Regions from separate parts of the Homo sapiens genome. Here regions 2 and 3 are each linked to region 1. The links are chromatin loops, found by intact Hi-C in ENCODE. Cell type or tissue: endothelial cell of umbilical vein. All regions are shown on one strand. Each heading gives the region's core, and the rest is flanking DNA. Links, peaks and the distances in the headings are about the cores only.

Region 1 (8,360 bases), core at 1,276-6,275:
TTGCATAGATCTCAGGATACAGTGTTTGTGACAGGTTTCTTGTTCTTGTGAACCCTCTGCCTCTTAAAATGGCTCTTTTGAACAGAATCCAAAATGACTGCATGTAAGCTCTTTCTTCTATGTTGTCTGTATTTCAGCCAAAAGAAGCACTTATACATCTCTTGTCCCTATAAATTCTAGAAGTCTCAGATGGTCTTAATATAGACAACTCTTTCCTATTTACACAGTGGTTGCAGCTTTCTCAAGTCCTTTGAGTCTCCCAATAGCAAGAGGGATATTTCAAGCTTCCGCAGTGATTCCACAGAAGCCCCCACATTAGGCTTGAGGTTGGGTAAAGAAGTAAAAAATAATAATCTTCTCAAGATACAAATAACATAACCTAATACTCCCTCAAAGCAGCAACAACAGCAAAACAGCAGCTCTCTGCAAAGAAGTTCTTTGGAAAAGTTCCTTCCTATCTCCACATTCTGTCTTCTTTGGGCACCTTGTTCTAGCCAAAAGGTAGAAGAGTTGTAGAGATGGTTCTTAATCATTTCCTTCATGAATTCTTTATTTGAGTGAATCTGTGTATATTATTTTTATCATTAATATCTATCATATTGATGGCTCATTCAAAACTGAAGACAGTCCATTTTAACATAATTTATAATAGAGATGGTGATATGGTTTGGCTGTGTCCTGACCCAAATCTCATCTTAAATTGTAGTTCCCATACTCCCCATGTGTCGTGGGAGGGACCCAGTGGGAGGTGATTGAATCATGGGGGCGGTTACCCTCGTGCTGTTCTCATGATAGTGAGTGAGTTCTCACAAGACCTGATGGCTTTATATGGGACTTTTCCCCCCTTGCTCCACGATCCTCCTTCCTGCCACCATGTGAAGAAGGACATGTTTGCTTCCATTTCTCCATAGTTGTAAGTTTCCTGAAGGCTCCCCAGCACTGTGGAACTGTGAGTCAATTAAATCTCTTTCTTTTATACATTACCCTGTCTTGGGCAGGTCTTTATAGCAGCATGAAAACAGACTAATAAAGATGGAATTTCTGGTAACGTCATCTCGGCATTTTTCTCAGATACAGTTGTTGTCACAACAAAGAAATCAGCAAAAGTCACAGAGGAAACTACTTGAATAATTCAGAATCTATAAAGAAAATGGAAGGATTTGGAGGTGCAATAACCCAGGAACATAGTTGTGTAGTGATTTAATAATTACAGAGATAATCACGCCCTTTCCCATACTTGCCACTAAGGCTGTTAGATACTAGGGGACAAGTAGTACACAAGATGTACAATAAGTTGCTAAAACCAGGAGTCATCTCTAATAAGAAAAGCAATTTTTGAGTCTCTATCTTATACAAGTAACGATCTGATTCTTATTTTTGACTACAGAAAAACAGGTAAGAGCATTTAGCCACATAGCTTCAGGACTGGTTTTAACAGAAGTCCATAAATAATTTTCCTGGATGAGAAGGCTTGCAGGTAGTTTTCTGTGAGTTTTGTGTGGGAGACTCTGGGTGGAGCTCTGAGATTAAAGCAATGAGGCCCCTTAGCTTGGGATATGCCTTAGCTAAAACTTGAGTTGAAGTGGAAATTTAAAAAAAATATTTTATCTGCACTGGATAGGATCAATGTATAGTCACATTTGGAATGCAATGTGGAGACTTTTTAGGTATTCATGAGACTTTGCATTGTTTAGAAATAATAGGTGTCCAAGACCATTCAAATGACAGAAGAAAAAATGAAACATGACCTGAATTGTCTTTAATCCTTATCTTGTCAAGACTAAATAGCTGATTATCATATAAACTAAACTCCATTTGTATTCCAGAATTTTCTATCTCCTTTTCATCTGGCTGGCTGTGGCCACTTTTCTGAGTTTAACATGGGAGATACCTCAAGAGACCACCGTCGAGTTCGGGCACTGGTAAAGGCATCTGCATCATGTCACATTCAACCACAGGATCCAGAAGCAAAGCTAATCTAATGTTATTGACATATTTCACTGAAGCCCATAATCTATGAGGGGTTCACACAGCTGTGCCTGGGGTGAGATGTCAAAGACAAATACTTCATCTAGAGCTCCAGCTGTTGCAACAGCTTCTCTCAGTATCCTTATGGGGATCCTATGAGGATTCAGTATGACAATGCATACAAAACACCTACTCAGTCCCTGTTCTGGCACAGTGCAAGTGCTCAGTGATTGTTAGCTGTAATTATGAGGAGGATGATGATCTAAAATGTAATCACCTGCCCTAACTTCTTTTTATATTCTGACAAATCAAAATGAGCACTCATGCTCCATTTTCAGTTCCTACCCCCAAAACTAATTTTTACCTAACAAAACCAATGCATGGCCTCTGCTAGCAGGAGAAATGATGTAAGCTCTTTCTATATACAAAGAGAGACACCATATCTGACTTTTACACGAATGTATTCTCACTGACAGTAACTAACCAAGGACCAAACACTAACAGGGATTCAAAAGAAGAAAAGATGGTGCCATGTGACAACATATCTTCAACTGAGTTGAGCTACTTTTTTCCCTGAAGAAACATAAGTAGCAGGCCATGTGAGACCAAAGCTTGCTCAATATTCCTAGTGTGATCTGCTTGTAATGAGATCCCCCGGCTCATTTCTGGATTCTCATTGTGCAGACCCAAGGGAGACATGGTAAGTCTCTTGACAAATTGATGCAGTGACTAGAGCTAGACAGAAGAACTTCTCCTCTGAGAGTCTCTTCCTAATCACAGAGTTTAAGGGGGCAGCTCTTCTAGAGCCAAAGCAAAAAGGGCCAAACGGACTCTGTGAATGTCACCCTGTGCTTTAGCCAGAGTCCAGTGAAATGTAAGTGACCCAATAATCTAATAAGGCTGAGAATCAAATAAGGCTAAACTTTTAAAGACATCAAGAGTCTGTCAATTATTTTTCCAGACAAACAATAATCAGATTTCCTAGAATTGTAATGATCTTTTGTAAATTAGTCACAATTATTCTAAAACTGAACACAGATTCCACAGACTGCAGAAGGTGGATGGACACTTTTGGGTCTGAGAAGGCTTCCATGCAAAAGAAAAGTTATTATTCTCTTATTTATTCAAATAGCTCTCGTAATCATCAGTTTCTTAAGTCATTGAGTCCTCCTTCCCTGGCTCCTTAGATCTATTTTGTTTAAAAAAGAAAGGAAAGGGAAGGAAAATAAGGGAAAGGAAGGGAGGGGATGGAAACTCTACCAAAAAGGCAGGTCACTATTTTTTTTAAGTGTGCAATTCCTTTACACACAAAATATATTTATAGAAGTTTTGCCTACCTGCATATTTTAATTTTTTTAACACAGATTCTGTTTCCAGCAACAAATTTTGCTTATAAAGACCAAAATATTTGGGGGCATCCATGGCTGTTGTAATAATTTCTTCCCCTTGCAAATGGCATTTCCTTTACACTTTCAAATTCTGTTTTCCCCTCCACTTTATTTTCCTTTTTCCTCTGGTAGGAATATTGACTTCATGACTAACATTTTGATGCATGAGCACATTTCAGTATTTTTACTCTCCCACAGGGTTTTTATCCTTCTGGAATGTATAAATCATTTTGAAAGCTTCTTTCTGTTCTATACTGTGCTTTTGAGATTATCCACTGGCGTGTTCCCTCTACAGAAACACCCTTAGGGTTCAGCCAGAGAAGGTCCAGATTTGGGTGGTAGAAGGGCTGCTGCTACTGTGCTCAGCTGCACTCGCTTCTGGCTGGGTGGAGACTCATAAAAAGCAACCAGTAGAAAAAAAAGAGAGAGAGAGAGAGAGACAGAGAGAGAGAGAGAGGTAGCCATCTGGTGCTAACATAGCCCTTAAGTTCACTGAGACACATTCTAACCACTGAGAACTCACCCTGGCAAACCTCCGCAGGTGAGACCAACCCACCCATTCCATACATTTCTTTGGCTCCATGGTACCCTCTGGGACCTCTTCTCCCTTCCCAAGCTAAACGTTGGTGTTCATTGCTCCCTGATTTTGTGTGTGTAAGGCTCTAAGAAGACCGAGGAGAACTAACAATGTGATTTCCTCCTGTGTCCCAGACTTCCTTATCTCTCTCACCAGGGCCTTCCTCACTTCCAGGGACAGTAACAGCTGTGTATTTGACATTTGAGCCATAATTTCTAACAGTAATAATTTTAGATTGCTTCTGCACCTCAGAAAGTGACAGGTTAAAAAATGAGACAACAAGGCAATTGCCCTTAATCTCAAAGGGACTCTAAAACATCGCTGATAGGTAGCGAAATGAAGTGAAACACATAAGAGAACTCCTTTCATGGAGAGTGATGTGGCTGGGAAGAACACTTGGAAAAATCAGGGCGAGCAATGGCACCTGCTCTAGGAGGTATGGATGGCCACTAAGTGCACTAAGTGCACTCTGTGCAGGACAAAGCCCAATCACTGTAGGGCTTGTTTGTTTGTTTGGGCTAAGCCTAGTGTTGGGAGATCCCTTTAGCTGAGCTCCACATGCAGGAGAAATGATAGCTTCCCCTGTGGCAGGGCTTTACCTTTCCCTCACACACCACACACTTTTCCTCCAAATAAATACTAAACAATAAGGAAAGAACATTGGTTTGAAGGGGCTATTCTTGCTCCCACATCTTACACTGACCTTTCATTTTTGCATTTGTTTCCCCACATTTTATGAATATCTTGTATTAAGATATTATTTTGTTGCCCATTCAATCCAATTCAAATGTATACCACAGGTAATAAACTTCTTTTCCTGGGCTTATGTACCTGACCCAGTTTCCCTGCATCTAGTGGGTCCTTAGCCATCTTGTCTATAGCTTCACAATTTATTCCAAGAAAGTAAATTTATATTTACATGAAACATATTTACAACAAATTGGTGGCTGATTTGGGGTGAAAGCAGCACTTTTCAGCTCCTAAATTAAAGATACCAGAAGATTTTTCCTCCTCCTGATTTAATTCAGTTTTGTACTTTCCTCCCTTCCCTACTCCAAATATGTTTATAGTTTTCCTGGCTCAACATAGCCTTAACCATATTTTGTCACTCATTGCAATAGGCTCATCAGGAAAGGGAAAAGGCACATGAGATCTGTTTTTCTCGTCTAACATATTAACAAAATTCTTCTTTATTTACTCCACATAATCAGGCTTTCCAGCCCAAGACTCTGCTAGATTTGTGGCAATAAGGTCATTGGTAGCCTCCTTCTTAATCAATTGAATATATGTTTTCAGTTGTCATCCTCCTTGACTTCTCCAAGTTATTTATGAGTTATAATTTTATGCTTAAAATATTTTAAAATGAGCCATTATCATCACTGTGAAAATGATAAAAGTTAAAGTTCCCTATAGCACCCCCAGCACAATATAACTGTTAATTCATGATAATATCAAGTTCATATTCTTTCAGACTTTTTTCCCCCACATATGCAAATATTTATGAACATCCACAAACACACACACACACACACACACACACACACACACACATGCAAATATTCCTAACCATATGGCAGCATATCATAGTATTGTTCTCTAAATAGCTCGTTTTGTGGTTGTTATTTAATGTATTCCACACATCTGTTCATGGTAGGACACCATAACAGCACAGTCCAGCATAACTTTTACCAACAAAAGAAAATGTTTGATAGCTGAGCTATCCAATATGGTGGCCACTAGTCACATGTAGCTTTTTATCACTTGAAATGTGGCTAGTATGACCGACTAAGTGAATTTTTAATTCTCTTTTATTTTAGTTAATTTAAATTTACACAGCCATAGCTCCATCCTATCCTTTCTAAAAAGCTGCTTGGAGTTCCACTGTCACTCTCTTTAATCTTTGCCTATCCAACTGGTATCTCAGTGGTCTCTTAAGGCAAATTCCTTTAATTTTAGTGACACACTCATTTCTACTCGAAACATTTGCCTCATTTTCCATGATGGACTATTTTCTAAAACACCCACAATATTTCCTAGATTCCTAGTGGCAGTTCCCTAAGTGTGCCAAAATCCCCCAGCCTGTTAGTGTTACTTGTTATTTAAGCAAAATGATTCAAATCATCATTTGATACATGATGGAAATCCCAGGCTCACTCACCAAATTTCTAGCAAATATTGTGTGTGCTTGTAAGGGGGATGGGAGGGCAGGAGAAGGCCTTGTATTTCTTCTAGTCATTACAAGCTAGTGGTTTTTCTTCCTCAGTCTGGAACTTACTCCTTGCACATACCTTTTTCTGCACTGTGCCATCATCCACTTCTCTTTACTTCCTAACTACCACCAACTGAAAATTATACATATAAAAGCTTTAAACAAAGTCTCTTGAGGCTCTCAAGGGAGTTTACATTACAGTATAGTTCAGCAAACAATTTTAAATCAAATAGTACACCTCTTTATTCTTAGAATTCCCTCTGCCAAAAAAGAAATCAGCTACTTTTTTTTAAATTCAAGGTCCAACTTTCTGTTGTGTTGCTGATTCTCTTCTCTCTTTTTCCAACGACTTCCACTTCTCTCTCTAGTTTACATGTCTCCAAACCTTAAGCCTCTGTTAATACTTTCACAATAAGTCAATTTTGCCAACGGTTTGCCTCCCCTAGACCATCTAGGCTGGGCCCAGAACACCTCATCTTCACTCCCACTGAAGTGTTCCTGAAGGTCAGCTCTCACTGACCTTGATTCTGCTCCCCTACACTGTCACCAGAAGCTATCCACCTATGGTTCTAATTCAGTAAGTCCAACTCTCTCACCCCCTTTTTTTGTCTCAGCTGTGTGGGCTTTCCCAGGATGGCATGCAATGGGACCCCTGTGCCATGCATATTGTAAAGGAAAATGCCTCCCTCCATGCGCTACAAAACAGCACATTTATGATGGCACTTTGAAAAGATATGGGTTGTGGTGTCACATATTGACAATTCCTTGGCCAGAGGCTTAACAGTGCCAGCAGTGCCAGAAGATTAAGAAGACAGCAAAAACAGAAAAGGGAGAAGATGGTGAAGTAGTTATATAACATGAGCGAGAATGCTCCTGATTACAAAGCAGAGAAATTGACTTTTTTTCTTAGTGTTTTCTATAGTCATTGCTCTATCCCTGTTCTAGAATTCAAGTCATGATAAGAATTTCTTCACGTTGACTTCCTGCATTGCTTTCAGACATTGCAATTAAAGAATGCGAAGAAAGAACCTCACAGAGGTAACAGAGTTTGTTTTCCTGGGATTCTCCAGATTCCACAAACATCACATCACTCTCTTTGTGGTTTTTCTCATCCTGTACACATTAACTGTGGCTGGCAATGCCATCATCATGACCATCATCTGCATTGACCGTCACCTCCACACTCCCATGTACTTCTTCCTGAGCATGCTGGCTAGCTCAAAGACAGTGTACACACTGTTCATCATTCCACAGATGCTCTCCAGCTTCGTAACCCAGACCCAGCCAATCTCCCTAGCAGGTTGTACCACCCAAACGTTCTTCTTTGTTACCTTGGCCATCAACAATTGCTTCTTGCTCACAGTGATGGGCTATGACCACTATATGGCCATCTGCAATCCCTTGAGATACAGGGTCATTACGAGCAAGAAGGTGTGTGTCCAGCTGGTGTGTGGAGCCTTTAGCATTGGCCTGGCCATGGCAGCTGTCCAGGTAACATCCATATTTACCTTACCTTTTTGTCACACGGTGGTTGGTCATTTCTTCTGTGACATCCTCCCTGTCATGAAACTCTCCTGTATTAATACCACTATCAATGAGATAATCAATTTTGTTGTCAGGTTATTTGTCATCCTGGTCCCCATGGGTCTGGTCTTCATCTCCTATGTCCTCATCATCTCCACTGTCCTCAAGATTGCCTCAGCTGAGGGTTGGAAGAAGACCTTTGCCACCTGTGCCTTCCACCTCACTGTGGTCATTGTCCATTATGGCTGTGCTTCCATTGCCTACCTCATGCCCAAGTCAGAAAACTCTATAGAACAAGACCTCCTTCTCTCAGTGACCTAAACCATCATCACTCCCCTGCTGAACCCTGTTGTTTACAGCCTAAAGAACAAGGAGGTCAAGGATGCCCTATGCAGGGCCATGGGCAGAAACATTTCTTAATGCATTATTCCTCTATATAAATATACATTTAGTCATAGAAATGTGTGTCCTTACTTACATTAAACAACCTTACGACTCTGTCCCATGCAGTCTATGCTGCAATGGGATGTGCATGTCTTGCTTTGGTATATTTACTACAAAATCTTAGTCTCTGTTTCCATATATTTCAAAGTTTTGTCCAGGCATTTTCAACTAGGGATGTGAGAGGTCAAGGAGAATGGGCATGATTTTTAGGAAAGAGCATCCAAATTTCTAGGATGAAGAAAGGGACTTT
Region 2 (8,360 bases), core at 1,732-6,731, 340 kb before region 1:
ACCACTGGCTGAGACATGCAATCAGACAGATCTGCTGGATGTACATTGCAATGATCTCAGATCAGCCTGGGCCACAAGGTGTATTCTCTGGCCAAGTGGTACTGTTGTTTGAGATCTGCAGCTGGATGGGGTTTCAGGCTTGGCTCTGAGGTTAGGCAGAGTAGCTGCTCAAATGGAGCATGCTTGAGTGTGGCAGAACTAGCCACTGCACTTTGCTGAAGTGTTCTGTTTGGTTGTCTCCATCCCTGGACAGGGTCTTGGGCAAGCTTTGAGGCTGTGCTAAATGCTGTATAAACTGGATCCCACTCTTTTCCAAATTGTGCTGGGACAAGCATCTCTCTCCCTGGGTTGAGGGCCTTGTGGTAGGGTCTGAGACTAAGCCTGGAGGCTCGCCATCTAGGGATTCAAGCTAGGTAGGACTTTCCATCACTTCTGGGAGTGACCAGCTCAGCTTTGTGGGTAGGTGATGCTGTTGGCTTGTATCTCTGATCAGGTACCACCACTGGAAGGTACACAGAGCTATCAGCAAGGTTTGTTCAGTGTTCATGCTGTTACCCGCTGTACTCCTTGTGAGGTGAGACCACAGCGGGCTTCCTGGGAAGCGTCTCAGAATTCTAGGGAAGCTGGATGTCCAACTCCAGTTCTCTTTTCCCACTGTTGAAACTGAGCCTTGGGGAATCCTCTCTGTGTGGTACTTTGCTGACTCATGGAATGGGCAGGGGTGATGGGGTGATGCAATCAGTGAGGCCATTTTACTTAACCCCTTTTGTGGTCTTTATTTAGTTCTGTTGTCCACACTGTTTTCTCAAGCTTATTCTCAAGTACTGGAGTTTTCACAAAGGCATCCTTGTCTGTGGATAATTGTTAGTTGAACTTTCTATGGGGGGTAGTGAAGCCTGTGACCTCTTATTCTGCTATCTTGCTGATGTCACCAGCTAAATCTTTATTAATTAATCAATGAATAAAATATATACAGAGTGAGACAAAGGGAAAAAATTAAGCAGAAAGTATGTAGTGAGGGGAGAAGCAAAGAGGGAAGAGTTGAGTTGCCCACATGGAAGACTTATAGAACTGCTATTAGTTTATCGCACCTACTTTGAAATGAGTACGTTTGTTGTTGTATTTTGAAGTAGTAATGAATAATGTGTCAGCCACTCGTGGGGTCCAAATGTTTGGCTGCTTTATCCTCTTCTTCCTTCTCACCTATTCTTAAAATAATAATCTATAAATTGAGGTGATCCAGACATACCTCTGTCCTGAAAACCTGATGAAGCCTCACTATCGTCCAAAAAAAAAAAAAATTGCAAAACTTGGACCACCCTAAGTATTTAATTTAATATTCCCCATTTGTCTAGTATACAGATATGATAGCACAACTAGGGATACGATGGTTGTATAAAATATTTTGCCTCCCATGAAAAGCTTATATTTAAAGAGACAGCCCATCTATCCAAAAACATTAGTCAACTATTACTAGATAGTATTTGGTTAAGTGAAAGTTGAGTGAAAAAAAAAACAACAAAAAATAGAATTTAGACCCAGACTGAAGTGAGCTCAGTGTGAGCTGAAGACTTCAAATAAAGCTTCAAAGAAGAAGTGATGTTAACAGAAACTCTGAAATTATTGTATTATTTGTATTGATTTGATATTTTTCCTTGGATTTTATTCTAAGAAAAAGCTAGCCTGTGCCAAATTGCAGAGTGCCTCACAAAGTCTGAATGTATGTACCTGCCAAATCTCATGTTGAATCATGATCCCCAGTGTTGGAGGTAGGGCCTGGAGGGAGGTGTTTGGATTGTGGGGGTGGATCCCTCATGAATGGCTTAGGCTATCCCCTTGGTGATAAGCGAGCTCTTGCTCTGAGTTCCCATGAGATCTGATCATTTAAAAGTGTGTGACATCTCCTCCCCCAGCTGACTCTCTCTCTTTTCCTCCTGCTTGTGCCATGTGGAGTGCCTGTTCCCACTTTACCTTCTGCCATAATTGTGCTTCCTGAGGCCTCCCCAGAAGCTGAGCAGATGCTAGCACCATGCTTCCTGTAAAGCCTATAGAACCAATTAAACCTCTTTTCTTTATAAATTACCCAGTCTCAGGTATTTCTTTATAGCAATGCAAGAAAAGCCTAATACAGCACCCTTTAAAAAGGTAGTAAAAAATCTGGTCTTCAAAAGTAGATTAGCTGGCTTTCAGTTCCAACATGCAAAAGCTTAGAAGTCATCAGTTCCATTCTATCAACAACAGCAACAACAAAGAAGATAAATAAACAAAATTAGCAGCTTTTCATGAATACCTCAGAAAACTGAGATTGCAGGGCAAATTGCCACCCCTAAATCTGGAAAAACAGGTGAATCCAGAGAACCACATGAAGACAGCTTACTGCTGGGGAAGCCCTGGAGCCATAAACTGGAACACTTAAACAACAATTTTGACAAATTTCAGAAGGCTAATGTGAGAATTATCCTGAGAATGAGAAACTCCTAGGTGCTGCAATCTTAGGGGCACCCACATACTTTTGTGAGTTTTATCTCCAGACACCACACAGTGTTCTTATGGTGAAGAGCGGTCAGAAAAAATTCATGGCTCAGGTAGAAGGAGGGAAAGAATAACTTGTAGAATACAACCTGACTGTTCTTCATAGCAAAGACTTACTCTCCAGGGGTAAAGATTTATCAGAGCCTTATCCCACCTAGGGGAAAATAATTTCTCTCACTCTAGCCCTCTCTAGCATTCCTATTTCACCTGAGTGAGGAGAGAGGACAAGACACCCTTGTGAAGGTCACATTCCAGGAACACAGGCCCACTAAAAGAGTGAGACTTAATAATAAGATTACAGAATGCTCCTCACTCCCACACCTTACTGTCAGATCAAAAGGACTCTGGTATAAGGGTGGGTCACAGTTAAAAGAGCTGCAAGATTTAAACTCTCTCTGAAGAGGAGTACTTAGGGAATCTCAAAGTTAACAGAGTAGAATAAACAAGGATACTAGAGGAATTTAGTCTCTGGCCTCTATCGATATAGCAAACATTAAATATAGCCCAAATCTTAGCCAGATTAACATAAAACTTCACATTAAATTCATGTTTACTTCAGTTTCTATTGCCCAATATATCATGTGCAGCTTTCAACAAATATTGCAAAATGTGCCAGAAGACAAGGAAAAATGCAGTTTGAAGAGACAAAGCAAGAATCAGAAAGAAAGTCAGATATAACATAGATTTTGGAATTATCAGATAACATAATTATCTGATAATTACCTAACATAATTAATATGTTAAGAGTTATAATGACAAAAGTAGACAACTTGCCAAACAGATGGGTAATATAAAAGCAGAGATTAAAACTCTAAGAACAATAATAGGCGATCCTAGAAATCAAAAACATTGTAACAGAGATTAAAAAAATGTCTTTGATGGTCTCATCAGTAGACTGGACATGAGTAAGAAAAGAATCAGTGAACCTAAAGATAGACCAACTTCTCATACTGAAGTACAAAGAGAAAAAAAATGAAGAAAACAAAAAACAAAACAGAACATTCAAGAACTGTGGAACGATTTCAAAAGGTATAACATATGTGTAATTGGGATATTTGAAGGAGAAGAAAGAGACAGAAATATTTGAAGTAATAATAGAGAGAATTTTTCAAAGTTAACGACAAACCTCAAACTACAGATTCAGTAAGCTCAGATAACTACAAGCTGAAGAAATACCAAAAAATATACGAGAGGTGTGCATATCATTCAGATTGCAGAAAACCAAAGACAAAGAAAAAAATCTTAGAAAAAGCCAGGAGGAAAAATCGTATCATCTGACCTATAAAAGAACATGATAAGAATTATAGCAGACTTCTTGTCAGAAACCATGCAAGCAAGAAAAGAGTGAAGACAAATATTTAAAACTTGGAAAGAAAAAAAGCCACCCAACTAGAATAATGCATTCATCAAAAATACACTTCAAAGATGAAAGATCTTTTTCAACAAAATCACAAAGAATTTATTGCCAAGAAATTGGCCCCAAAATAATTTTAAAAGCAGTTCTCTAGGCATAAGGGCAAATTATGTTTCAGGAACCGGGATCTACCTAAAAAGAGGAAGAACAGGAGGGTGGCCAAGATGGCTGACTAGAAGCAGTTAGTGTGCACGGCTTGCCCAGAGAGGAACAGAAGGGGAGAGTAAACACAACGCCTTCAACTGAAACACACAGGTACTTGCACTGGGAGTAATCAAGGAAACAACTTAACCCACGAAGAATGAAGAAAAGCAAGACAGGACAACGACCCACCAGGGAGCAGCACAGAGCCAGGGAAACTTCCCCACTCAGGGAAGTGGTGAATGTGCGACCCCAGGAAACCATGCTTCTCTCACGGATCTTTGCAACCTTCCTTGTGAGCCCATCCCAGCAGGGCCTTCAATCTGACAGACAGAGCTATATGGAGTTTAGGCAGAGCAGCCGCTGAGGCATGTGTGGAGACCCTGGTGCCTTAAATAGTCCGGCTTTCCGGCAAAAGTAGCTGCAGCTCCAGCAAAGTGAAAGATTAGACCCCCATACATACCCCTAGGAAAGAGGCTGAATCCAGAGGCTGAGCAGTGACAGCCTGCAGGCCCCACTTCCACAGCACCTCCCAAGATAAGACCCACTGGCTTGGAATTCCAGCCAGCCACTGGTAGCCGCATTGCACCTCTCTAAGAAGGAGCTGAGTTGTAGGGGAGGCTGCCATCTTCGCTGTTCCAGGGCCTTAGCCATTCTATCCTTCAGACTTTGAAGAGTCCAAGCCGACTGGGGGCAGAAGGGATCCCCAAGCACAGCACAACACAGCTGCTCTAACAAAACGTGGCCAGACTGCTGCTTTAAGTGCGTCTCCAATCCCATGCCTCTTCACTGGACAGGATCTCCCAACTGGGGTCTCCAGCCACTCCCACTCATGTTCGCCCCTCAACAGAGATTTTATTTTTTTATTTAATTTATTAATTTATTTATTTTTGAGACGGAGTCTTGCTCTATCGCCCAGGCTGGAGAGCAATGGCGTGATCTCGGCTCACTGCAACCTCCCCCTCCCGGGTTCAAGCCATTTACCTGCCTCAGCCTCCCAGGTAGCTGGGACTACAGGTATGTACCACCATGCCTGGCCAATTTTTTTTTGTATTTTTAGCGGAGATGGGGTTTCACCATGCTTGCCAGACTGGTCTCGAACTCCCGACTTCAAGTGATCTGCCTGCCTCGGACTCCCACAGTGCTGGGATTACAGACGTGAGCCACCGCACTCTGCCTCAACAGATATTTTATTCCCCCTGGGGTGGCGCTCCCAGAGGGAGGGACAGGCTGCCATCTTTGCTGTTTGGGCAACTTAGCCAATTCAGCCTTCAGGCTTTGGAGGTCTGAGCTGACCGGGGCAGAAGGGATCCTCCAGCATAGCGCAGCTGCTCTACCGAAACATGGCCAGACTGCTTTTTTAAGTGGGTCCCTAATCCCATTCCTCCTCACTGGGCAGGACCTCCCAACCAGGGCCTCCAGCCACCCCCACTGGTGTTGTCTGGCAGACAGAGATTTGTAATCTCCCTGGGACAGAGCTCCCAGAGGGACGGGTAGGCCACCATCTTTGCTGTTTGGACAACTTAGCCATTCCAGACTTCAGACTTTGGAGTTTTTAAGGTGACCAGGGGTTGAAGCAGATCCCCAGCACTGCACAGCTGCTCTACCAAAACATGGCCAGACAGTATTTTTAAGTGGGCCCCCAATCCAGTTCCTCCTCAGTGGGCAGGACCTCCCAACTGGGGTCTCCAGCCACCTCCTACAGGTGCCTTTGGGCCTGCAACCTCCCTGGGACAAAGCTCCCAGAGGGAGGGACAGGCTGCCATCTTTGCTGTTTTGTAGCCTTCACTGGTGATACTTCCAGGTAGTGGAAAATCCAAGTTGACTAGGGACTGGAATGGGCCCCAAGCATACCATGGCACCCCTGCAGAAAAGTGGCCAGACTGTTATGTGGATGCCCATTCCCATATGTCCTCACCAGGCAGGTCCACCACGCCCAGGCCTCCAGCCACCCCCCGCCAGAGCTATCGAGCCAATAACAACTTGGCAATGCTCTGGACAGAACCTCCAGGAGCAACTGAAAGCCTCTGCTACTACGTCTGCAATGGAACTGCCCTTGCCATCCTTAGACAAAGGAGCAAAGACCCTAAGTGCCTTATCCATATCTCCAACAAGCTGTGGTCAACCCAAGGAGAGAAGGCCAGTCCATCTCCCATAGGTTCCCCACACCCCTGACTGGTTGTTGTAAGTCAGGGAACCCCTGGCACACATTTCCCTCTATAACCCTCCACCTTGGGCTGATTGCACTGAGCTGTTGCTGACCTGCATCTCTCTGGGGTGGAGCCCCCAGGAGACAAGCAAATGACACTTTACAGATAGCAATGAAGAGCATTGAGATTCAGGAGATGGCAAAACCCAGTCTAAGGAAAATAAGAATCACAATAAAGCAATACAGGAGCTGAAGGATGAATAGCTGGTGTTAAAAAGAACATAACAGGTCTGACAGAGCTCCATAACACAATACAATGATTTCACAATGCAAACACACGTATTAACAGCAGAATAAACCAAGTAGAGGAAAGAACATCACTACTTGAAGACTAGTTCTCTGAAATAGACAGACAGTTCTTAAAAGTACAGTTCTTATAAGTAAGAACATGTAGCAGTTGGCTTTCTGTTAAGAAACCAAAATTTGGTTAAGAATCAAATACTGCATGTTCTTACTTATAAGTGATAGCTAAATGATGAGGACACATGAACACATAGAGGGGAACAAGGCACACTGGGGCCTACTGGAAGGCAGAGTGTGGGAGAAGGGAAAGGATGAGGAAAATCAGGAAAAATAAATAATGGGTACTAGGCTTAATACCTGGATGATGAAATAATCTGTCCAACAAAGCCCCATGACATACATTTAACTGTGTAACAAACCTGCACATCCTGCATATGTACCACTGAACTTAAAATAAAAGTTAAAAAAAAAAGAATAAAAAATAATGAACAAAAGCTCTGAGAAGTATGGGAGTATGTAAAGAGGACCATACTATGAATCATTGGCATCCCTGAAAGGGACGGGGAGAAAGCGAACAACTTGGAAAACATATTTCAGGATATCATTCATGAAGACTTCCCCAACCTTGCTAGAGAGGCCAACAGTCAAATTCAGGAAATACAGAGGACTTCTCCAAGATTCTACACAAGAAGATCATCCCCAAGACACGTAATGATCAGAAATAAAAGAATGTTAAAGGCAGCTAGAGAGAAAGGGCAGGTCACCTACAAAGGGAGCCCCATCAGGCTAACAGCAGACCTCTCACCTGAAACAAGCCAGAAGAGATTGGGAACTTTATATTCAATATTCTTATAGAAAAAAATATCTTTAACCAAGAATTTCATATTAAGCTTCCTAAGTGAAGGAGAAATAAGATGTTTTTCAGGTAAGCAAAATTGAGGGAATTCATTCTCACCAGATCTGCTTTACAAGAGATCTTGAAAGGAGCACAAAATATAGAAAGAAAAAACCACTACCAGCTAATACAAAATACACTTAAACACACAGTCTGGTGTTAACATAAAGCAACCACACAAACAAGCCAAAATAATAATCAGCTAACAGCACAATGACAGGATCAAATCCACACATATTAATACTAACCTTGAATGTAAACAGGCTAAATGTTCCACTTAAAAGGCAGAGTGAGGCTGGGTGTGGTAGCTCATGCCTGTAATTCCAGCATTTGGGAGGTTGAGGAAGGTGGATCACTTGAGGCCAGAAATTCAAGACCAGCCTTGCCAACATGGTGAAACCCCATCTCTACTAAAAGTAGAAAAAAATTAGCTGAGTGTGGAGGTGCATGCCTGAAATCCCAGCTACTAGGGAGATTGAGGCATGAGAATCACTTGAACCCAGGAGGCAGAGGTTGCAGTAAGCTGAGATCATGCCACTGCACTGCAGCCTGGGTGACAGAGTGAGACTCTGTCAAAAGAAAGAAAGAAAAGAAAAAGGCATAGAGTGACAAGCTGAATAAAAAAGCAAGACCTAATGCCAATGGTATGCTGTCTTCAGGAGATCCATCTCACACATAATGATACTTATAGGCTCAAAATAAAGGGATGGAGGAAAACTTACCAAGCAAAATGGAAAACAGGAAAAAAAAGCAGAGATTGCAATAATAATTTCAGACAAAACAAATTTTAAACCAAAAAACATAAAAGACGACAAAGAAGGGCATTACAAAATGGTTCAACTCAACAGGAGGACCTATCCTAAATATATGTGCACCCAACACAGGAGCACCCAGATTCATAAAGCAAGTTTTTAGAGACCTACAAG
Region 3 (8,360 bases), core at 1,572-6,571, 190 kb before region 1:
GTCGGCTTCATGTTACTCCATTCATTACAAAGAGCAAGTGACAATGATAAGAGAACTAGATCCAAATCCTATCACTACAACTGTCTAGTTTCGTGTGCCTGGGCAGATAAATTCTATCTATATGTGCTTTAGTATTTTCAGGTCTAAGATAGGGATGATAACATAATTGTTTCCCAGCCTACTCTATAGGGTTCATTAAGGATCAGGTGAAATCCTATATGTGAAACTTCCTTATAAACTATAAAGCGATGTACAAACATATAGAACTTTGTTTTCAGTGTGATAAACGGTAATTCCCCGTTTTTATACCCCATGATAATGGTGGTGCAAGACATGAGGTAGCACTATCGAGGAGAAACTGCATATACTCATGGCTCACCATGGGCTCCATAGGGTGAGGGTGATGCCTACACCAGTGAAAGAGGAACCAGTAAACTTATACCAAAGTTTGTGAACAAATAAAGACATGAGGAAAAAAGGTGGATCTAAGGGGGAAATTGTATAAGGAACAACTAAATTAACACTTTCCATTTTCACCTCTGAAGGTTCCCTAGCCTCAAAATAGAATAACACATCTGAAGCTTTTTACAAGGCATCCAACATGAATCTTCCATTTTTGTGTTATTCGGCAGGACCTGTGATGACATTCCAGGAGCAGGCCCCATAGGAGGCTCCCTGGACTGTGGAGAATCACAATATTCCTGACTGCCAAAACTTTGGAGAAGTAAGCACATGAAGGGAGGCCATCACAATCTTGATACACTGGGGGTTGAAGAGTTTCCTCTTCATGGCTCTGCACAGAGCATCTTTGAGCTCCTTGTTCCTCAAGATCTACATGACAGAGTTCAGCAGGGGAGTGATAATGGTGTAGGTCACTGAGATGAGTCTGTTCTGCCCCAGGAAACTCTGGGACTTAAGCTTCAGGTAGATGATGGAAATATAGCCATAGTGGCTGATGACCACTATGAGATGGGAGGTGCAGGTGGCACAGGCCTTCTTCCTACCCTCAGTTGAAGCAATCTTAAGGATGGTGTAGATGATGAGGTCATAGGAGATAAAGATCAGGGCAATATGTAGGACAAGGACACAGACACTGACAACAAAGTTGATTATCTCATTGACAGTGGTGTCTGTGCAGGCCAGCTTCAGCAGGGGTCTCACATCACAGAAGAAGTGGGAGATGACAAAGTCATCACAAAAGGGCAGGCCAAACATAGATGTTACTTGGACAATAGCCATGCCCAGGCCAATCCTCAGTGACCCAGATCCCAGCCAGACACAAGCCCTCTTACCTATGAATACCGTAAGGGGTTGCAGAAGACCACATAGCAATCATATCCCATGGCTATGAGAAGAAAGCAGTTGTTGATGCCAAAAGTCACATAGAAGAGCTGAGTGACACAGCCTTGCATGACAATAAGCTAGTGAGGATTCAAGAGGCGAGAAAGCATATGGGGAGTAATGGCCACCATGTAGCAGGTCTCAGAGATAGACAGCAATGCTCAGGAAGAAGTACATGGGGGTGTGGAGGTGAATGTCCAGGCGAGTAATGGTCACAATAATCACATTGCCAGAGACAGTCAGCAGGTACAAAGTTAGAAAGACAACAAAGAAGACAAATCTGTGCTGTCACCTGAAGCTGGAGAAACCTTCAAAGAAGAGCTCAGTCACAGCAGTGGACTTTGACCTTGGCACTGAAGAATGTCTAAATCTGAAGGAAATGGACAACGGAAAGACAGAGGTGAGGCTCCAACTATGTAACAGATTACACAGTTGTCTGAGCAGCATCAGTTTTTTGGATTCCTTAGATAATGTTCCAGGCACAGGGGTTATCTTTGTTCCTCTACTGATCAAGAGCTCAGCACTCTTGGGAATAAACTAAGAGACATCTAATGACCTACTGGATTAAGGGCAGAGATCAAAGGGAAGGAAATTTCAACATAATGTGAACAACAAAATTAAGAAAACAGCTACCCTACTTGACCATTAAAGAGGTGGGTCCAGGTCAGAGAGGAAGAAAATGTTGAATGGGCCAGGCACTTCAGCTTCCTCTATGCTTACCCTTAATCTGAGCCTTTGATGACACAATGAGGAGGCAGAGATAGTGAATGTTGATAAATATCTGGGTTTAATCCATTCATTTCCATCAGTATGAATTGCCAGCAAAGACTGCCCTGGGAGGATCCCAGATCAAGCATTCTTCCCAAATATTTGGAGTCCTGGGCATTACTTTCCTTAGCTCTGCTCCTTTAGATGACTAGTGCAAGGCCAGGCTGTGGGCGAGCCACCCAAACTACAATAGTGGCCATGTTTTCGGAAATAGAGGTCAATGTTTTGGTCTTTTTTTCCAGTTGTTACCATAACAAACATTTCTGCAATAGAAAACTTTGTCAGGATGTCATTTCACACATAAGTGAATAACAGGTAGTGAAAAAATGCAGAGTCAAAAGTTATGAGCATCTTCAACTTTGATAGAGTGCCATGTTTTTCTCTATAAAATTTTTACCAAGTGATCTCTCACAAAGAATGTATCAAAATGCAATTTTCCATTGTTATGGCTCAAAGAAGAAATAGAGTGTAATGGGAAGCAGTATGTACTCTGAAGCCACACTGCCCAGAATTTAATTTTGGTTCCACCAGGTCATAACTATGTAACTGTGGGCAAGTTATTTAACTTGTCTGTGTCTCAATTGCTTTATCTCTAAAATGAGCTTAATGATAGCAACTTCTTTACAGAGTCATTGTGAGGATTAAATCCATTAATATCTCAAAGTGCTTAGAAAAGTCTCTGGCACCTAGTGAATGCTATATGGTACTCTAAGTGTACATAAAATCTGAAACATTCCATCAGCAGAGATATTAAAGGAGATGTGTTTAACCAGGAAGAATTCCAATGATGATTTTAGAAAGAATTGGAAGCTAAAGACAAAGGACAGTAATTACAGAAACTGTGCATGAATACAATCAATTTTATAACTTATTCAATGTGGTTATGTAGTTAATTCTTATATTTCTCTATGAAATCAGTGATAAAATTCACAACTGATCTTAAAGGGAGAAGAATCCCAAAGAAGAGCATTACTTAATTTATTTATTCATCAAATATTTCTTATTCCCATACTATGTGTCAAGGTCTATGAATTCAATAGCTAGTACATTTTAGTTTCTTGTTAATTATTTACTGAGTGAATAAAGCATGGGAAAGAGTCCCTGATGTTAAATAACTCACAACATCAATAGAAAAGAAAGGTAAATGGGAGTAACAATGTAGAGAGTAAGGGGTGCTATGATAGAGCTTAGTGTAGGATGATATGGAAACATGAAGAAGGGTTCCTAACTCAGTCTTAGGGTCAAAGAATACTATAAAGGAGGTATTGTCCAAGATAGTAAAGGAAAAGTGAATAAGGCTTATGTTGCAGGCAGCATCAAGTATGAGGGCCCAGCATTTCTAAGATCCAGATGAAGCAGCATGAGAATCTCTGTAGCTCAGTGGTTACATATGGAGGACCCAGAAACAGAATAGCAAAGACTTGGAACCAACCCAAATGTCCAACAATGATAGACTGGATTAAGAAAATGTGGCACATATACACCATGGAATACTATGCAACCATAAAAAATGATGAGTTCATGTCCTTTGTAGGGACATGGATGCAATGGGAAATCATCATTCTCAGTAAACTATCGCAAGAACAAAAAACCAAACACCGCATATTCTCACTCATAGGTGGGAATTGAACAATGAGAACACATGGACACAGGAAGGGGAACATCACACTCTGGGGACTGTTGGGGGATGGGGGGAGGGGGGAGGGATAGCATTGGGAGATATACCTAATGCTAGATGACGAGTTGGTGGGTGCAGCGCACCAGCATGGCACATGTATACATATGTAACTAACCTGCACATTGTGCACCTGTACCCTAAAACTTAAAGTATAATAATAAAAAAAAAAGAAGGCCTGGTGATAAATTCTCATTCCACCTGGGCAAAGTCTGAACCTGTCTGTAACACAAGTTCCTCATCTATAAAATGGGTAATGTTAGTACTTAACTCATAAGAATATTGTGAGGCTCAAATGAGTCAATACATAAATCATTGAGCAAGGTGACTGACAAATAGTAACATCCCGAAAAATTTTGGCCATAATTATTATTATCATGATTAGAGAAGATTATTATGTCATGTTTAGGGAATAAAAGAGTGGTTCTGAATGGATCTAGGACTTTGTGCTTCATAGCAACATTAAAGAGGCTGAGTCCTTGGGAACTGCTATAAGGAAGAAAGAGAAACCAAGCTATGACCCTGGGATTGAAAAGCACCATGGTGTGTGGGATTTTCCAAAACACAAATGATGAATTTGATATGTCCGTCATGTACTTCCTAGTATTGTGTGAGCTGAATGAGCCTATATTGCTCTGTGCACTCCATTCGTAACTGTATTTAAATGAATCACATCCCTTCTCTGCTTCTTTTACTGTAGACTTCAGAGTCTCTTCTTATCAGATAACTTGCACACTGGAGATCTTGAGACTCTCACCAGGGCATTTCCGCAGCTATTCTCTGAATCTTCTGCAGTAGTGTGAATGAGAAATTTACCTGCGCTGCATGAAGCTGACCAAGGATTTGCATAAGGATTCTTTTCTTTTGACTGCTCACCGATTAAACCCATCTCCGCTTTGTTTTTAACTTTTTAGGCCTGTATACTTAGGAATAGCCTATTGTGGCATCAAATTCCACTTTCTTTTTAATTAGTAAGTCAGAACATTGTGCTTTAAGCATACTCCGTACTCTCTTTTTCTAATACATTATTTTGCAATTTCTCACTGAGACTTACCTGCCTCTTCCAACCAGCTGCAAAGAGATTTTGGTCATTCATTTCCATTGATTTTATATCTTCACAAACTTTGAGGAGTCTACCTATACATTTCCATCAAGATAATTAACCACTTAACTTTACATGTATTATCTATCTCTAATCTATCCATAATGATAAAGTCTCTCCATTATTTTAATGGCTCAAATGTTGAAGACAGCTTTTCCAATTTTTTAAAAATTATATTGAATAGGAGTGGTGAGAGAGGGCATCCCTGTCTTGTGCCAGTTTTCAAAGGGAACGCTTCCAGTTTTTGCCCATTCAGTATGATATTGGCTGTGGGTTTGCTATAGATAGCTGTTATTACTTTGAGATACGTCCCATCAATACCTAATTTATTGAGAGTTTTTAGCATGAAGGGTTGTTGAATTTTGTCAAAGGCCTTTTCTGCATCTATTGAGATAATCATGTGGTTTTTGTCTTTGGTTCTGTTTATATGCTGGATTACATTTATTGATTTGTGTATATTGAACCAGCCTTGCATCCCAGGGATAAAGCCCACTTGATCATGGTGGATAAGCTTTTTGATGTGTTGCTGGATTCATTTTGCCGGTATTTTATTGAGGATTTTTGCATCAATGTTCATCAAGGATATTGGTCTAAAATTCTCTTTTTTGGTTGTGTCTCTGCCCGGCTTTGGTATCAGGATGATGCTGGCCTCATAAAATGAGTTAGGGAGGACTCCCTCTTTTTCTGTTGATTGGAATATTTTCAGAAGGAATGGTACCAGTTCCTCCTTGTACCTCTGGTAGAATTTGGCTGTGAATCCATCTGGTCCTGGACTCTTTTTGGTTGGTAAGCTATTGATTATTGCCACAATTTCAGAGCCTGTAATTGGTCTATTCAGAGATTCAACTTCTTCCTGGTTTAGTCTTGGGAGGGTGTATGCGTCAAGGAATTTATCCATTTCTTCTAGATTTTCCAGTTTATTTTCGTAGAGGTGTTTGTAGTATTCTCTGATGGTAGTTTGTATTTCTGTGGGATTGGTGGTGATATCCCCTTGATCTTTTTTTATTGCATCTATTTGATTCTCCTCTCTTTTTTTCTTTATTAGTCTTGCTAGCAGTCTATCAATTTTGTTGATCCTTTCAAAAAACCAGCTCCTGGATTCATTAATTTTTTGAAGGGTTTTTTGTGTCTCTATTTCCTTCAGTTCTGCTCTGATTTTAGTTATTTCTTGTCTTCTGCTAGCTTTTGAATGTGTTTGCTCTTGCTTTTCTAGTTCTTTTAATTGTGATGTTAGGGTGTCAATTTTGGATCTTTCCTGCTTTCTCTTGTGGGCATTTAGTGCTATAAATTTCCCTCTACACACTGCTTTGAATGTGTCCCAGAGATTCTGGTATGTTGTGTCTTTGTTGTCATTGGTTTCAAAGAACATCTTTATTTCTGCCTTCATTTCGTTATGTACCCAGTAGTCATTCAGGAGCAGGTTCTTCAGTTCCCATGTAGTTGAGCGGTTTTGAGTGAGTTTCTTAATCCTGAGTTCTAGTTTGATTGCACTGTGGTCTGAGAGACAGTTTGTTATAATTTCTGTTCTTCTACATTTGCTGAGGAGAGCTTTACTTCCAACTATGTGGTCAATTTTGGAATAGGTGTGGTGTGGTGCTGAAAAAATGCATATTCTGTTGATTTGGGGTGGAGAGTTCTGTAGATGTCTATTAGGTTCACTTGGTGCAGAGCTGAGCTCAATTCCTGGGTATCCTTGTTAACTTTCTGTCTCGTTGATCTGTCTAATGTTGACAGTGGAGTGTTAAAGTCTCCCATTTTTATTGTGTGGGAGTCTAAGTCTCTTTGTAGGTCTCCAAGGACTTGCTTTATGAATCTGGGTGCTCCTGTATTGGGTGCATATATATTTAGGATAGTTAGCTCTTCTTGTTGAATTGATCCCTTTACTATTATGCAGTGGCCTTCTTTGTCTCTTTTGATCTTTGTTGGTTTAAAGTCTGTTTTATCAGAGACTAGGATTGCAACCCGTGCCTTTTTTTGTTTTCCATTTGCTTGGTAGATCTTCCTCCATCCTTTTATTTTGAGCCTATATGTGTCTCTGCACATGAGATGGGCTTCCTGAATACAGCACACTGATGAGTCTTGACTCTTTATCCAATTTGCCAGTCTGTGTCTGTTAATTGGAGCATTTAGCCCATTTACATTTAAAGTTAATATTGTTATGTGTGAATCTGATCCTGTCATTGTGATGTTAGCTGGTTATTTTGCTCATTAGTTGATGCAGTTTCTTCCTAGCCTCGATGGTCTTTACATTCAACATAGTGTTGGAAGTTCTGGCCAGGGCAGTTAGGCAGGAGAAGGAAATAAAGGGTATTCAATTAGGAAAAGAGGAAGTCAAATTGTCCCTGTTTGCAGATGACATGATTGTATATCTAGAAAACCCCATTCTCTCAGCCCAAAATCTCCTTAAGCTGATAAGCAACTTCAGCAAATACTCAGGATAGAAAATCAATGTACAAAAATCACAAGCATTCTTATACACCAATAACAGACAAACAGAGAGCTAAATCATGAGTGAACTCCCATTCACAATTGCTTCAAAGAGAATAAAATACTTAGGAAGCCATCTTACAAGGGACGTGAAGGACCTCTTCAAGGAGAACTACAAACCACTGCTCAGTGAAATAAAAGAGGATACAAAGAAATGGAAGAACATTCCATGCTCATGGGTAGGAAGAATCAATATCGTGAAAAAGGCCATACTGCCCAAGGTAATTTACAGATTCAATGCCATCCCCATCAAGCTACCAATGACTTTCTTCACAGAATTGGAAAAAACTACTCTAAAGTTCATATGCAACCAAAAAGAGCCCGCATCGCCAAGTCAATCCTAAGCCAAAAGAACAAAGCTGGAGGCATCACGCTACCTGACTTCAAACTATACTACAAGGCTACAGTAACCAAAACAGCATGGTACTGGTACCAAAACAGAGATATAGATCAACGGAACAGAACAGAGCCCTCAGAAATAATGCCACATATCTACAACTATCTGATCTTTGACAAACCTGAGAAAAACAAGCAATGGGGAAAGGATTCCCTATTTAATAAATGGTGCTGGGAAAACTGGCTAGCCATATGTAGAAAGCTGAAACTGGATCCCTTCCTTACACCTTACACAAAAATTAATTCAAGATGGATTAAAGACTTAAATGTTAGTCCTAAAACCATAAAAACCCTAGAAGAAAACCTAGGCGTTACCATTCAGGACATAGGGATGGGCAAGGACTTCATGTCTAAAACACCAAAAGCAATGGCAACAAAAGACAAAATTGACAAATGGGATCTAATTAAACTAAAGAGCTTCTGCACAGCAAAAGAAACTACCATCAGAGTGAACAGGCAACCTACAACATGGGAGAAAATTTTCACAACCTACTCATCTGACAAAGGGCTAATATCCAGAATCGACAATGAACTCAAACAAATTTACAAGAAAAAAACAAACAACCCCATCAAAAAGTGGGCAAAGGACGT

The links. Hi-C counts contacts between places; a loop is a spot of excess contacts. Peaks named below come from ENCODE experiments on the same cell type or tissue, not always from the same donor. Only the 100,000 strongest peaks of a DNase experiment are listed, where the experiment ranks them.
Region 2: a loop joins it to region 1, with 8 times the contacts of the local background. A loop is called at or near these places in 1 of 110 quality-filtered maps.
Region 3: it touches region 1 in a loop (3-fold over the local background); 1 of 110 quality-filtered maps calls a loop at or near these places.

What each region holds. Positions count from the first base shown.
Region 1 is chr1:159,591,142-159,599,501 of GRCh38, forward strand. It overlaps the pseudogene OR10J6P. Among named protein-coding and RNA genes, the nearest start is that of APCS, 7.5 kb to the left of the region's middle. RefSeq lists an enhancer at 6,520-7,719. In endothelial cell of umbilical vein, for the core only: no CTCF peak of the experiment used is centred there; a DNase peak (open chromatin) is centred at 3,950; H3K27ac peaks cover 1,671 bases.
Region 2 is chr1:159,246,750-159,255,109 of GRCh38, forward strand. No RefSeq gene overlaps it. Among named protein-coding and RNA genes, the nearest start is that of ACKR1, 46 kb to the left of the region's middle. In endothelial cell of umbilical vein, for the core only: a CTCF peak has its summit at 4,264 (motif pointing right); no DNase peak of the experiment used is centred there.
Region 3 is chr1:159,404,673-159,413,032 of GRCh38, forward strand. It overlaps a transcript of OR10J1 not described here and the pseudogene OR10J9P. Among named protein-coding and RNA genes, the nearest start is that of OR10J1, 31 kb to the right of the region's middle. In endothelial cell of umbilical vein, for the core only: no CTCF peak of the experiment used is centred there; a DNase peak (open chromatin) is centred at 4,369; H3K27ac peaks cover 1,108 bases.